Regions from separate parts of the Mus musculus genome. Here region 1 is linked to region 2. Evidence: chromatin loops called from intact Hi-C (ENCODE). Cell type or tissue: left cerebral cortex. All regions are shown on one strand.

Region 1 (8,000 bases), 140 kb before region 2:
TGGGCAAGAAACTGGTGAACTTCCCAGACTGGAGGCATCGTCTGCCCTCGGACTGCACAGGGCTGAGCAGCCATGTGGACAGAGGCAGCTAGGCCTTGCCTGTTCCAGGAAGAGCCAAACCTCCCAGCAGCCCACCCTGTAGCCCATACAAGGCTGTGCTGTGGAGAGGGAAGGGCAGGGGCCACTCCCACATTCATCACGAGTGAAACTATCTGCCCTGTCAGCAAAGCAGAGCCCTCTCTCAGGAAAAGCCTCCGAGCAGCGTGCTCCTCCAGCGGGAAGCCACTCTCCATGGCCCTTTCTGTGGCTCCAGCCCTGGCCTGCCTCGGCTTCCTCATCTGTACAAGCTGTGTCTTCATGAGGATGCTGCCCAGCACGGCATTGTGGTGGCCCGCCCATCACAGTTCCGGAGTTTCCAATCAGCAGCCCTAAGCGGCTGTCAGGGACTGGCTGGTCTGAGGAAGCCCCGGCTGCCCCAGGATTTGTAGCTTGACGGCAGGCACTGGGGTGGGCCCACTGGAGCACTGGAAGGGTCTCTGCAGCAGTAGGTACAGAGCTGAGTCTAAGCCCTGGATGTTGGCCTGGCCTGGAACTGGTTAACTTCTTTTCTATAGTTATAGTGCTGGGCCTTCATTAAGAACCACCCCAAGGATTCTGGGTACAAACAAGAGGTATCACCTTTAAAAAGGTGAGAACCCACTCTCCTGTGCATGAGCCCAGCGGGCAAGGGCAGGGACTGTTGTGTGCTATCCCAAGAGTCATGTGACCAGGACTAATGCACAAAGTGTGCTTGTGAACTCACTCTTAGCTGGGAAAACCTTGGAGGCTTCTGGGGTGGCTCCTCATAGGGCCTGTCTGCTAGAGAGGCGATAATGCGCTTGCGGTGGCCCAGCAGGTGAACTTTCAGGACCTACAGAGGGGCAGAGGAGCAGTCAGTGGGTGGGGTGGGGCGGGACAGGGCCCCCGGCCTCCCAGGGACACTCACATTGACAAGCTCTAGCTCCCAGAGGTTCTTCACAGTGTCGATGGAGCTGTAGCCACTGGACAGGAAAGAGTGGACATAGTCCTGCAGCCCCAGCGAGTCCAGCCATGAGGGCACTGAGGTGGGGCTGACCCCGTCATAGCCAAGGGCCTTCACCTGTGGTGCGAGGAGGCAGGGAAAGCATCCCTGAGTCACAGGGAAAGAACTACCCTGTGCCTTCCCTTGGCACACCACCACTCTGGGATGCAGAGGCTGCTGGGTGTGGGCAAGGAGGTGCTGGTAGGTGAGGAAGACGGGGAGGAGGGGTGAGGATGCTTCTCCTTGAGCTAGCTCCAAGAGTCACTTCCTGAGCTCTGGTGAAAGGACTAAGGGCATGCTGGCCATGACAGTGACAGTCAGGGGTGGTGACTGTGGTCTCAGAGAATGCTCCTCTAGGGCTTCTCTGGGGTCAAGGTAGGCCAGCCTGTCCTCTAATGAGTTAAGAGACTCCAGAGGCGGCTCGAGTGACAGGCCAAGCCCTTGGAATTAGCTCTGTGCCAAGAGGATCCCAGAACCTCCTCAGTTGGCCAGACAAGGCCCTCACTTCCCTGAAGCCCTGCTACCCTCCAAGGGCCTGAGAGCTTTACAGAGAAGCAGGAAGACCCTGGGCCTGCTGGGCTCTGATGAGGGAAGAGACAGGATGAGATCTGCACGTCTCAGAGCCAGGCTCCTTTTCGGCTTTGGGTCTAGGCCAGCGGTTCTCAACCTTTCTAATGTTGCGTGTGACCCTTTAATCTAGTTCCTCATGGTGTGGTGACACTCAACCCTAGAATTATTTTTGTTGCTACTTCATAACTGTAATTTTGCTACTGTTGTAAACTGTAAATTTCTAACATGCAGGATATCTGATATGTTAGATATGACCCCTGTGACCCCAAAGGGGTTGTAGCCCACAGGTTGAGAACCTCTGGTCCATGGGGTCAGGAGGGCCAAGGCCTGGAGTGGTCACCTTGGGCAAGGAGCGTGCAGCCTGCAGCAGCTTCCGCCGGTGCTGTGGGTCACTGATGCCAATCTCCCTCAGGTCCTGCTCTTCCATCACATTAGACCCCTGAGAAAGAGAGGATGTTAGGTCTTTCCTACACGAGGCCTGGTGTCCAGTCAGGTCAGCCTGCCGTGATGCCACAGCAAATGTTTCTCCATCACAGCCACTAAGAGAAGGCAGAACACTGGACGCCCTGGCCAGCAGCCAGAGTAAGCTGTTGGCAAACCTGCCCATGCCCGGAACGCATGGTACTGTGCTCCCCACAGACACACCTTAGCCTGGGGGAGGGACAGATGCTGCAGGAATCAGACAGGACTATTGAAACAGGGCTCACTGCTGGAGGAAGGGGTCCAGGCTAAGCTTTACTCAGCATTCTCGCTGCCTCGCCACTATCTGAACAGAGCAGCCGAGGGTAGAGAAGCTACAGAACCCGAGTCCCACAGGGACAGTGGGGACAGCTGGCAGGCCACATGCCTGCTTCCCAAGTGCACCACACTTGTTAGCCTCTCTGTTAATCTTGGTCACACAGACGGAAAAACTGAGGCACCTGGCCATCAGAATGTTCCAGAATGTATATATGTAGTAGCAGAATTTAGATCTGAACTAAAGCAGTGTGACTCCACCTGCAGGCCTCAGGGCTGACTGACTCCACACCTGTAGCCCTCAAGGCTGTCTCACTGTAACAACCATGAGAAACAATTGTATTTTTTTGTTTTGTTTTGAGACAGGTTTCTCTCACTGGTACTTCTGGCCTAGAACTCAGAGATCCTCCTGCCTCTGCCTCCCAAGGGCTGGGAATTAAAGGTGTGTGCCATCATGTCCAGTTGTGAGAGTAAATTTTATGGAGTCAAAGCTCATCTTGAAATCTGTGTGTCTTGTACATGCAGTACCGGAAGAAGTGCCATGTGGGTGCTGGGAACTGAACTCTGGTCCTCTGCAAGAGCAGTCAGTGCTCCTAACACTGAGCCGGCTCTCCAGGGCTCATCCTGAAGTCTGATCTTTCTTTTCCCCTCCCTGTGAAGGGGTTACAGGTGTGTAACCCCACGCTGGGCCAGATTAAACACAAGCATTGCACCTGCTAGGCCAGAGATGCACAGGGCACCATTTGTGTAAAGGATATGGGCACATGTCTCAAAGTCAGTGCGGGCACCCCACATTGGCAGGAGCTTTGTGAGCAGTAGCCAGCCCATGGCTGCTGTCTCAGGACACCATTCTCATTGGAATGAGAGCTTCATGTCCCGGGCAAGGCATCTATGTGGGGGTCCCTGCTCCATGTTCTGCATGATTTGCACACACAAAGCCCTTTGGTTACTCTCTACCAGGCCTTCCCTGCTTGCCTTTTTGTGTCTTCTTCAGTGAGGAAATAGACCTTTCTCTGTGAGCAGGTTAGTTCAGCTACTTCTCTTTGGCTGCAGGACACACTCCCTGCCCACCATGCACAAATCCCGGGGCCAGCTTCTAGGTGATGTACATATTTCTGTAGTTGATCTGGTAGCTGTCCTTATGGCTCCGCCTGATGACCTTGTTAGCTCTGTCAAGCCCTTCCTTTCACACGCTGAAAGCACTGGGGTCCCACGGGGCATCTCGGGATGCCAGGCTTGGCAAGCCCTTCTAGAGTTATTCTTTAAGCACTGGCATTTTCCTTTGTATATAGTGATGTTCTCAAACCAGCTTTCTTCTCTTCCAGGTAGAAGCTGTTTGTTTCTTTAGTGAGCTGTCTTTCCTACCAACCTGGAATTACATCTGTAGGTCTGGAGTGGCTGCTTCTGGACCTCTTTCTGGATTCTTTCTACCCCACCTTGTACTTAGATGTGCTAAGTAGCTTGGGTCATTGAATGCTGACTATGACCTGGTGGCCCCACCTTTGCCTCTTTAGCTCCTTTGTCCTGGGTATGGGAAAAATATCCTACAGAGGACACCACCAGCCAAAGCTTAAAGAGCTCAGTGGCTCTTGCAGCTGCTTTTCCTGGCCTGTAGAGTGCACCCCTGCCCACCACACACAAGCCCAGACACTGCCCCCACAGGAAGGAGACAGCGTTTGCATCTTGCTGCCCCAACAGACCCTATCCTGACTCAGCTTGCAACCTTTTCCACAATGGCTTACACCTCGATTCCTTACAAAGCTCAGCACCATTCAAGGTCACCAACAGTGGTTACGCGGCATGGGTTTTGGGTCTGTGCTGGTACTTCAAACACCAATGGCTGAGATCCATTGCTATTGGACAGAGGGCTGACTGCATAGAAGCTTAGGTGCTGAACACTCAGACTCTTCTCTAAACAATACATTGTAACAACTGGTTGTCTAGTAGTTATGGGAGGAGGGAACTGGGTGGGGATGGAGAGCTTCGGGAGAGGTGGGGCTCAGCTGGGCGGGCAGCAGTGGGCAAAGACTGGAGGCTGCCACTGGGAACAGCACCAGTCTCCGTCTGTATGTGTCACAGGTCTCAGCCCTGTGTTCCTGAGATCAGCTGGACCTAGGGACCAGTCTATCTCAGCCTCATGTGCCTTCACCATGGGATAAATGACATTTCACAAGGACCGAGGCAGCCAGGCCCCTTGCCCAGGTGAACTAGTTCTTGAGCTGTCAGTCGGTGGCGGCTGCCTTGCTGAGAGGCCTGGGGAGGGTCAGAGACATGGGGGCTGTAGGAGAGGGTTGAGGTGTGTGTGGGGTATCGAGCTCATTTAGAATTGTACTTGGCAAGCATGGAGTATGACCTGAGCTCTCCAGCCTTAGGGTCTCTAGGAGCTCCCGCTGTACACAGCAAGCAGGAAAGGCTTGTTCTGGCTTCCACCAGTTCCTTGACCCCAAAGAGGGACCCAATAGGAGGCACAGTCTGGGTAACTGCTTGGCTTCCATCCTTTTGGCTGAGATCAACTGCATGATGGGAATGAGACCCCGGCAGCAGGTTACTCAGGGAGGGAGGAGGGAGCTGACTCACGCCAGGGCTGAGTGTCAGTGTTCACTAGAGCCCTAACAGAAAGACCAGAGCAGGGAGTGCCTCTCCTCTGCCACTTCTGTCTCTCGGTGTGGCTGGCGTTCACTTAGTGCTGCCCACTCCACACTAGGAAAATGTTTTCCTGAGTTCAAAATTGACACAGGCTTATTCCAGAACATTTTGAAGTGAAGGAGGCACAAAGTGTGAAGGTCGTCACCTGCTTGCCCGGTCCCTGGGTGGGGTACACCAGCATCTTCCTTTGCCTTTGGCTTCAAGACAGGGTAAGTTTTTCAGAATTAATCGCTGTTGCTGTTATTTTGTGTGGTTCTGTTTTTGAGACGGGAACTCACTATGCTCACTATGGGTTGGCCCAAAGATAAGCTGACGTAGAACTCACGGAATCCCACCTGCTTCTGCCTCCACAGTGCTGGGATTAAGGAAGTGTGCTACCACATGCCTGATGATGTCTGGCAATGTCTGTGAGTAAAGCTGTTTGTTTGCAAGCCTGGCAGCCTGACTCAATCCCCAGGACCATATGGTAGAAGGGGAAAAAAACCAGCTCCCTAGAGGTGTTCTCTGATCTGTACACATGTGCATATGCACACACAAATACAAGCAAGCGTGTACAAAGACACAAGGGGAAATGCAATGTAATAATGATTTTAAAAAGTAACATGGAAGCTGGTTGTGGTGGCTCACATCTGCAACCCAGCACTCAGGAGGCTGAGTGTTCCAGGTCAGCCTGGGCTAGCATGAGACCTTGCCTAACACAAGCTGGGCATGGTGGTGTGCATATGTAATCCTACCACTTGGGAGACAGAGGCAAGAGGATTGGGAGTTCAAGGTTAGCCTGGGCTACACATTTGCAGTTTGGCGGGCCTTGTTCACTCGAGAGTCGAAGGGATTGGTTTCAAAGCCTCTCGTGTCTTTGGACACTGCAGGTAAAAGCAGGTCAGCCCTGTGGATGGATGCCCGGCTGCCACTCTGCTCTGGAGGAAGGGTGCACACCGCCTACTGCCTCTCAGTGCCCATGCAGTGGCAGCTGCACTCCAGGTAAGGTGATGTCAGGATGCTCCATTTGGAGTGTACGTGAATGCGTGGGACCATGAAGGACATCGGTAACCAATGCTCCAATGGGAGGATGGAGAGAGAGGCCTGCTCCATCTGAAGCTGCTGGGAAGGACCTATGACATACTGTCCTCATCTGAGCTCTTAGTACTAAGCGGAACTATGACTTTTCTCCCAAGCTTTCCCTGCCTATGTCATGGTGACCACAGTGCTTTCACACACTGATGCCATGAGCCTTAGCCTCCACAGGCCAGGCTGCAGAGCAGACAGACACCCTACAATCCCCACACCAGCCTTTTGGAGGGTGTATGGCTGGATCACAGATCTAGAGCACCCCTGTGGCTGTCAGTACCCTGAGAAGTCTGGCTCTCGGGGAACAAGACTGACCAGCCCAGAAGGCAGGGCACAGGCTTCTCTGAGAACCCTCCTGCCTATGCCTCAGCTCCACCCACCCTCCTGCTTTGGGTCCTATATCAACTAGACAGAAAATGCCAGCCCAGCAGTTGGCTCACAGAGTGTTGTGCGGAGACAGGCGGCTGAGGCAGGAGGAGAAGCTGGGTGCTGCAGGGCGACCAGGCAGCAGCTCTGCTTAGGCTGGCCATGCTCCTAGGACCAGCAACAGACAGAGGTAACAGGGAGGGACAAAGCCCCAAGCCAGGGGCCATGGGAGCACAGAAGCCATGGCAGGAGATCCAAGACTCTAGGCCATGCGTCGAATAGAATGGCTAATGGGGCTGAAGGGGAACAGGTCTGGGAATTGGGTGGGACACCTTAGGGGCCTGGGGGTTTGGTCTGATGGAAAGTGATAAAGAGCAAGCTCCTGGCCTCGCTGTACTGAAAGCCATGAAGGACATCGGTAACCTACAGCCTTCTCCTATAGGAAGACCTACAACTGCAGAAGCAGACAGGAAGCCATGTACCAAGTGACAGTGGGGTCACGCATTCATGCTTATGTGCTCCTCACCAGCCCCACATGAACATTCCCCACATTAGGAATTATCTCACTACATGACTTTTTCACGTCTATCACAACCCTCTGACCTCAGGGCCACCATCATTCTGCCACCAACACGTCCACGAGGCTGTCAAGAGATTGCCTGCTTGAAGGCACAGGTGTACCAGCCCTCCATCAGTTACCTCCTTCTCAGCATGCATTTGCTCCTTAGTCCCCAGAATGCCCACTTCCTGTGGCCATGGTCTGTGGTGAAGAGGAATAGACCAAGAGGCAGGCATGAGCCATCAGGCGCTGCTGGCTGGCAGGACAGCCACACTCCCTTGCCTGCTTTCCTGGTGCTAGGGTTCGGCCGCCCATTAGGCCCCATTAGCACAGGGAGCTCATGCTAGCCCTCACAGCCCTGACCTGACCCGTTCTTTCTGCCTACAGGCAAGAGGGTGTAGAAGAAGTTTAAGCTACAAGGTTTGGTTGCCTGAATTCATCATTACATCACTGTGGGGATAGTCAGGATTAAGAGCACTGGAACACCCCCCCCTTCAAAAAAAAAAAAAAAAAAGCAGTGGACCCGGACAACAGAGACCTGTGAGGCCAATATAGACCTCAACAGAGCATAAGTGTTGTGTGTGGCCCCAAAGGTGATCCTGAGAGCAGCAGACAGAAGGTGCAGGGCCCAATGTAAATATGAGCATCATGGCAGCCAGAGCATTGGGTCCTCTGTCCCCGAAGACATCTGAAGGGCAGATGGTTCTGGAAAGCTCCCTTAGCCATACACAGAACTTCTACAATGCTGTGAAACTCCACAGGAGCTCCTTGTCTGTGAACATGTTTCCAGATGTTTCCAACATATCTGGATCTGGGCTTCCTGGAGCTACTGTGTATCTGATAGAAACATCTTCAGGGCCCTTTATTGGAGCTACTTTGTATCTAGTAGATATATCTCTAGGGACTCTAAGCACCAGGTGAAACCTTCACCCTCTACGGTGAACCAAACTGGATGATCCATGCCAGGTCCACGTGCTGAAGGAGTGTTTCAGGACC
Region 2 (8,000 bases):
GGAAGGGAAGCAAGCAAAGGATGGGACAGGGAACTACTATATTTGACAGGCAGTATGTGCTCCCCACCCCAAAGCTGGCAAGATCTGTGTGTATGAGGACCATCATGGGTGTGTAAGGCTAAGACTCAGGTACAAAATAGCTCTATGAGAGACAGGACATGTGAGGAGAGAAGGGAGTATTCTATAATTTCAGAACACACACACACACGAAGGGTTGGCGAGATAGCTCAGCTGTTAAAGTGCTTGCTCTGTAGGCATGAGGACCCAAGTTGAATCCCCAGAACCCATATGAAAACTCCAGGGGTGGTGGTGTCTGCTTGGAAACCCAGGGCTGGGGAGAAGCTAACAGGAAGAATCCTGGAAGACTGTCTCAATGGCTTCCGCATATGTGTACATGCACACATGCAAAAAGCATACGTACAAAACCTATGTGGGATGAACAGGGGAAGAGGGTCATAAACATATAAGGAAACAAACACACGTGTGGTTTGCAACATCTATACCCAGTGCAGTTAAAAGCTCCTTAGACTTCAAGAGAAAGGCAGGATACAGTTTTCAGTACTAATGAGGCTAGGATGCATCGTTTGAAACACAAGTCAAGACACCAAATTCTGAGTCCATGGCTTCCAATGATAACTCAGGGTTCCGGGCAGGAAAAAGAGCAGAGGTACACAGGGACCCGCCTCCACCGCCTCCAAACCTACAAAGGGGACTTGCTGACCTTGTGGTTATTTAGATGCCTGGCCTTGGAGCTGGAGAGATGGCTCAGAGGTTAAGAGCACAGGCTGCTCTTCCAGAGGTCCTGAGTTCAGTTCCCAGCAATCACATAGTGGCTCACAACCATCTATCTGTTATGAGACTTGGTGCCATCTTCTGGCCTGCAAGCATACATGCAGTCAGAACACTGAATATAGAATAAATAAACCTTAAAAAAATAAATAAATGCATGGCCTTAGCCCTCTCAGTAGGTTAACCAGTAGGTTAACCAGAGTCACCCCTAATTAATGACACACCCAGTGTAACAAGGGCCTAAGTAGAGGCCCTCCCTCCCAGCGGGAGACGGGGAGACTCCTGGGCACTTGTGGCTTCTATCAGACACAGACATAGCCAATGAGGAGTCCGACAGCTCTGTGACTCTAGGGAAGGGTCACACCACTCATGCTTTATGGAAGAAACCCCAGTAAAAGTACTGTGCTCACCAGACCTCACAGTCTTGCTTAACTATGTGGCAGCTAGATCTCAACAATGTTCCACGGTCTCCGAGGGCGCACCAAGAAGAACCTAGCCTGTGTGCTGGCTAGTTTTATGCCGACTGACACAAACTAGAGTTAATGGAAAGGAGGGAACCTCAATTGAGAAGATGCCCCCATAAGATCCAGCCATAGGGCATTTTCTTAATTAGCGACTGATGGGGGAGGGCCCCGTAGGTGGGCCATCCCTGGGCTGGTGATCCAGAGTTCTATAGAAAGTAGGCTGAGCAAGCCATGATAGGCAAGCCAGTAAGCAGCACCCCTCCATGTCTGCATCAGCTTCTGCCTCCAGGTCCCTGCCCTGTTTGAGTTCCGGTCCTGACCGCCTTCAGTGACCAGTGACTGGGCTATGATGTGGAAGTGCAAGCCATAAACCCTTTCCTCCCCGACTTGCTTTTAGTCATGGTGTTTCGTCACAGCAATAGAAACCCCAACAAGGAGACCGTGTCTCCAGGTGCTAATATAGGCACTAAGAATACAAGCATGAGACAGGCTGCCAACATGACAGCCATAAGTATACCAATCCATTCTTATTTACCTTTAAGGGACTGGACTACTCAGGGTCCCAAGCAGGAAGTCCCCAAGTAGCCCACAAACAGCAAACAAACCCTGTCTCTGATCAGGGTGTGCTTCCCTGAACATTCCCAACTATATGCGATCTACCCCAAAACTTGACTTCAAAGTCAGCCTAGCTGTGCCTCCCCCTGAAGGTTCTTAATCTACCCCAAAGCAGTGTCTGTCCTCTGAAGTACCAACTACTACTAGTGAAGATCACAATTCATTTAGGGATTGATCATCCCCTGAGGAGATGGCTCAGTCCATGAAGTCTTTGTTCAGCAAACAGGAACCCCCGAATTTGATCCAGCACCCATGTTTATAAGAAGAGAGAGAGAGAGAGAGAGAGAGAGAGAGAGAAGCCAACGTGGCTGTAATGCTAGTACTGGGAAGGCAGAGGCAGGGGAATCCCTGGGACTTGCTGACCAGCCTGTGGAGCAGAATCAGCAAATTCCAGGTTTGGTAAGAGACAGTCTCAAAGAAGATGGAGAGCAGTTGAGCAAGACACCAAATGTCAAGCCTTCACCATGCAGGCTTGCATGCATGCATGCACACGCACACAGAGATCATTCTACAATCAGTAATTTTCAACAAATCTATTCAACAAATCTTGAGTACCACCTATAAGCCAGTATTGTTCAAGACACTGGGTGCAGCCAACAGAATTGGGGTTTTCTTCCCCCAAAGGATCGTGCTTTTTAAAATCTTCCTGAAAAAAAAAAAATATGGGTTGAGACTCAGTACTGAATAACTGTTTATTAAAGCGGTGGGCTTCCTGGGTCCAAGCTCTCCAAACTCACTCAAACTGAAAGTGCATGAACCTATAAGGAACAGAAGCTAAGAAAACCACTTCTAAATGAACTTCCACTTCTCAAAAGCCTCAAAACAAGGAAGGAAAAGAAAACAGCTAAGAAAGCATTGCTGAACCAACACATTTTATGCACTCTGACAGAGCATTCTAATCCTCCCTCCCTCTTGTAAGCTACAAAGAGTGACCCCTCCCTCCCGAAGCCTTGCAGCCCGGGATTCAAGTGTCTAAAAGATCTCAGAAAGTTGAACGCACCTCAGCTCCCTGAGCAAGCCTTGGTTTCTTTCCGATTAAGTCTCAGGGGGGAAATGAGCAGATGCCACTTGGACGAACCCAGCCAAAGTGACAACGACAAACTGAGCTTCAGGCGCAAGAGGGGCTCAAAGTCTGAACACCTCGTGCGTGATCAATGCAGAAGCAATTTTAAAAACAAACAAAAGCCGGGTTCCGCACAGCCCGGTGGAACGTTCTAAGCTCGTTGGGGAAGGAAGCCGAGAATGTGCTCTAGGGGAGTCGCGAGGCTCTGCACGGCGTGGGAGTCCCTGCAGGATGTGAGAGGGATTCCGCGAATTCGGTCTGCTCTGAAGCGGCTTTTGTGAGAAGCGACAGCTGGCACCTCACGGCGGGCGAGGGTGACGCCGAGCTGTGCCATGCGGCGCGGGCTGCCACCTGGGCACTCCCCCCATTCTCCGCAGCGGCGACGCCAGACACGAGAGCCCGGCCTGCGCCGCGCGCGCCCCAGGAACCGTGACCTCTCGGGGGAGCCCTCGCAGTCCAGGCTGCGAGCCCCGGCGCGCGCACTCACCTCAGCAGACTGGAGAGCGGGTGGCTAGAAGAACCGAGGCCGCCGCCCCCGGAGCCGCCGCCGCTGCCTGAGCCGCCGCCGCCGCCGCCGAAGCCGGAGGAGAGCCGCTTCCCGGACAGCAGCTTCTCCACGGCCGGGAGGTGCCCGGTGCGGGCCGCCTCCAGCAGCTCCTGCTCCTTCCCCATCCCCAGGACCGCCACCCCTCGGACCTCAACCCGGAGCCTTGCAGAGCCTGCTCCGGCTCCGAAACTTTCCGTCTCCGGGCAACGCACCCCTCAAACCGGCCGGGGACGCCACCCCCTCTCCCCCCGCCTCCTCGGCCTCCCCCACTCCCTGGCGGCGCGTCACTTCCGGGATCCGGCGTCACGCGTCACCGCGCCCCCGCGCCCCGCCCCCTTGCCCACCTAGTGGGCGGGGCTCGGCGCCGCCGTGCAGGTGAGCCCGCTTGGCGGAGGGGAGCCTCGGTGTGCGGAGCCGAGCCTGGCGCAGGCGCGGTCTACGCCTAGCGGACCCGCCCATTCGCCAGGTGGCGGAGATCGGAGGCGGCACGCCTGCAGGAGCTTCCCGAACTGCTCGCCTTCCCAAAGGTTTGGGACCTCATGGCACTGGAAATGCGGTCATTGTTCCTGGCACCGTAGAAACAAAAGAAAAGGGGGTAACGCGTACCTCTGTTTTCAACTCCATTCAAAACGCATAGATTCAATACGGGATAGGCGCGGAGATCTAGAACCAGACTTGAAAAATCCCTCCCTCTGGTGCCTCCTGGAGGGAAGACCTGAGAGTTTTACTTCTGCAGTTAGACTGGCATTGTGGCAACTGCCATTTGTCCCAGCAGTCGAGAAGCAGAAGCCGCTGGCTGCATCGCTGTGAGTTTAAGGTCAGCCTGATCTACAAAGCAAGTTACGGGCTAGCCAAGGCTACATAGTGAGACCCTCTCTCCAGAAAAAAAAAGGTGGGGGGGGGGGAGGGAGTACGGGGGTGGCTGGAGAGGTGGTTCCCTGTTAAGAGCACTGGTTGCTCTGCCAGAGAATCTAGGTTTGATTCCCATCACTTGTGGCGCCTCACAGCAGTCTGTAACTCCAGCTCCAGCGGATGTAACACCTTTTGCTGGCCTCCCAGGGTACCACGAACGCATGTGGAGCTCAGACTTACATGCAAAACACCCATACACATGAAAAAAAAATGTAAGAACTCTTAACAGACACTATCCTCGCACTCCATCCTACTAACTCTTCAGAAAAAGTCAGAAGAGACCTTCTTTCTCTTAGTTGTCATGAGAGACATTTTAAAAGTCAGATTTGGGGAACCATTTCCAATTTTTAATATTGGTGGACTAAGGAGGGAAATGTAATTGGGAAAGGATGACTTTTTTTTTTTTTTCTGTTTTTCCCTCACAACACTAGCCTGTTCTGACGCGAGGCAGGTGGCCAATATTTGAAGTGTTAAATGAAACCATTGGATACTTTCTGTTGGCGTTAGAGATGCTTGCGAAACAGAAGGGAAACTTCCCTGGTGGACACAAGCCGGTGGTCTTAGTTCTTTGGGAAATCCGAGGTTAGGTCGCTGCCGGAAGCTGCTCAGTCCACGGCAACAACAAGCAGCGGGACCGAGTTCTCTCCCTGTTCCCCGACTTTGGGCTGAAGGAGTAAAGTTAAAGAAGGGTTAATTGGCATTACATTCCCAGGAAGGAGAAGAAAAAGAAGGAAAAAGAAGTCTCTCGGGAAACGAATTACGCTCTTTCAAAAACGCTTCTGCCCTGAAGCGGAGGATCTAGACTTCTACATTTCTTTCACATTAAAACAAATTCCGTTTATATGAATCCCCTGGGCAACCAACGCGCTTCTGGAAGTGACCCCTCCCAGGATCCGTGGGCGTGACGTCATCGCGGCGCGACGACGAGCCCTCAGCTCCAGCTCCGCTCCACAGCTCCTTCTCCCGGCGGTGCTGCCATCGCCTCTGACCCCCTGCTCTCGCGATGGACAACCTCGGGGAGTCGCCCACAGACAAAGGCGGGGAGCCAGGGGAGTCAGAGGAGACGAGGGCTACTCCTGGGGCTTTGGTGGCAGCCGACACTGAGGGAATCCCGGAGGAAACCGACAGGGATGGAGACGCGGACTTGAAAGAAGCCGCGGCGGAGGAAAGCGAGGTAGGTGGAAGTTGGTGGATAACGCTGCAGGACTACCCGGGTGCGCTCCTGACTGCTTTCTTCCAAAGCCAGGGAACTAGAATTCCCCCACGACTGTTTGTGAGTCTGCAACCTTGAGGGGCAGGAGAGGGAACGGGAAGGTGTAGGTGCTGTTAGAGCCCTATTCAGGCCTGCTTGTACTCCAGCTCCTTTTGGGGGAAGGCTGAGGAGGAAGGTGGAGGAGACAAGAAGATAAAAGACGAGGAGAAAATGGTTAAGGACAAATAAATTTGAAAATCTGAAGCACAAAGGTTAGAAACACGCGTAGATCAATAGTGGAAAGTAAGTTAGAAAGGCTGTCAGATAGATAATGCCTTCTCTCCCCCTCTCCATATTTCTGTATGAGTTTAAATATGAATTCCTTCCTTCCTTTCTCTCTTTCTCTCTCTCCCTCTCTTTCTTTCTTCTCCTCCTCCTCCTTCTTCTTTCTCCTCCTCCTTCTCCTTCTCTTCTTCCCCTTCTTCCTCTTCTTCCTCCTCCTCCTTCGAGACAGGGTAGCCCTGGCTAACCTGGAACTCAGGTTCTATAGACCACACTGGCTTCGAATTCAGAGATCCCCTTGCCTCTGACTTCCAAGTGTTAGTATCAAAGGCATGTGCCACCACTTCCCGACATACCTTTCATTTTAAAGGAACCATTAAATCTCATTAATGAGTTTTGATGTATTACGATTTTATAGTAAGTTGGCTAGGACAGAGTTTGGATCACTCTTGTGAATAAAACGGTTAAGTGTTTATGTGAGGAGAAATGTAAATAGTAAACATCTTGAAGACGTTTTTAGCTTAGGGCAGGCGAAATTGTTCAGCAGGTCAGGGTGCTTGATCCCCAGAACCCACGTTAAGGTAGAAGCGGACTATCTGCACAAAGTTGTCCACTTACAAACCCACACACATGAATGTCCGTAGTAACTGAAAAATTGTGGGTTTTTAAGAATATTTTTTATATGAATGTTTTGCCTGTGTATTTTTGTTTGCCGTGTAATGTGCCTGGCACATTCCCTGTAAAAGTCAGAAGAAGGCATTAGATCCCCTGAAACTAGAGTTGCTAATGACTGCGAGCTGAAATGTGGGTGTTGGTAAATGGAACCTAGATACTCTGCAAGAACAGCCAATGCTCTTAACCTCTGAGCTTTCTGCAGTTTTTAGTTTAAACTCAATATAATGGTACAAGTCTATAATTTCCACAAGCTGAAAATCCAAAATGAGACTTTGTCTTAAATTACAAAAGGAAAAAAAAAAAAGCTTCCGAACTGGGCATGGTGGTGCACAGCTTTAAGCCTAGCATTCTGGAGGCAGAGGCAGGTGGACCTCTTGAGTACAAGGCAGCCTGGACTACTACAGAGAGAGTTCAAGGATAGCCAGGGCTATGTATAGAAACTCTGTCTCAAATTATTTAAAAAAATAAAATAAATAAAATTTGTATTCTAGTATTGGGAAAGATCTCGTGATCCAGTAGAGAAAGGATCAGAAGAACAGAGCTCTGTTCAGTGTGGAGCTCCCAAGACACACATGGAAGGGACTGTACTGACATCTATGGAGTGAGGTCAGAAGGGTGGGCCCGAGGGAGAGTGGCTGTTTGGATCCTTGGCATTTTCCTCGTAATGTGTAAACAGATGCAGGACCTCTGTATGATCATGGCTAGGCTGGGAAATGGATTATTCATTTTCTTTTTTGTTTTTTGTTTGTTTGTTTGGTTGGTTGGTTTTTCAAGATAGGGTTTCTCTGTGTAGTCCTGGCTGTCCTGAAACTCACTTTGTAGACCAGGCTGGCCTCGAACTCAGAAATCCACCTGCCTCTACCTCCCAAGTGCTGGGATTAAAGGCATGCGCCACCACCACCCAGCGGATTATTTATTTTCTTTCCCAGCTGGAGTATAATCTTCCTTGGAGAGATGGATTGCCTCTTATGCAGATGGTATAGGCAGTGCCTAGAACTAGATAGCTACTGCGTAGACAGAGTTGCTGGGCTGGAAAGAGGAGGGTGTTTGCTGGCCTTTCCCAAACCTGAGAAGTGTGCCGAGTACATAATAAGAGTTTCTGTCCATCTCTCCAGCTCAAGAGTCAGGATGTCTCAGATGTAACAGCAGCCGAGAGGGAAAACTCGTCCTTACTTACTCCTGCAGCCAAAAAGCTGAAACTAGACATTAAGGACAAGAAGGAGAAGAAGCAGAAGGTGGACGAAGATGAGATTCAGAAGATGCAGTGAGTCACAGAGGTCCCCAGTCCAGGCTCTAACTCCACTCTGTACATTCATGCTTACTGGCTTTTTTGTGTGCTTTTGAGGTAAGGGCTCATGAGACTTAAGCCCTTAGCTCAAAGGTTTCAACTCCTGATCTTCCTGCCTCAGCCTACTTAGTACTGAGATCATAGGCATGAGCTGCTATGCCTGGATATAGTTT

Evidence for each region. Peaks named below come from ENCODE experiments on the same cell type or tissue, not always from the same donor. Only the 100,000 strongest peaks of a DNase experiment are listed, where the experiment ranks them.
Region 1: a loop joins it to region 2, with 2.2 times the contacts of the local background. A loop is called at or near these places in 4 of 42 quality-filtered maps.

Annotation. Positions count from the first base shown.
Region 1 is chr17:28,044,635-28,052,634 of GRCm38, reverse strand. Anks1 (ankyrin repeat and SAM domain containing 1) reads right to left here. Exons shown (of 25, transcript NM_181413.4): 15 at 1,971-2,069; 16 at 986-1,138; 17 at 803-910. Among named protein-coding and RNA genes, the nearest start is that of Tcp11, 32 kb to the left of the region's middle. In left cerebral cortex, a CTCF peak has its summit at 3,985; DNase peaks (open chromatin) are centred at 4,004 and 5,387.
Region 2 is chr17:27,905,065-27,913,064 of GRCm38, reverse strand. It overlaps Taf11 (TATA-box binding protein associated factor 11), which reads left to right and starts at 5,321. Exons shown (of 5, transcript NM_001379368.1): 1 at 5,321-5,564; 2 at 7,655-7,803. The coding sequence starts at 5,394. It overlaps Anks1 (ankyrin repeat and SAM domain containing 1), which reads right to left and starts at 3,759. Exons shown (of 25, transcript NM_181413.4): 1 at 3,419-3,759. The coding sequence starts at 3,603. In left cerebral cortex, CTCF peaks have their summits at 888 (motif pointing left), 3,157, 4,186 (motif pointing left), 5,353 and 1 weaker place; DNase peaks (open chromatin) are centred at 3,788, 4,127, 4,459, 5,301 and 1 more place; H3K4me3 peaks cover 4,103 bases; H3K27ac peaks cover 2,382 bases.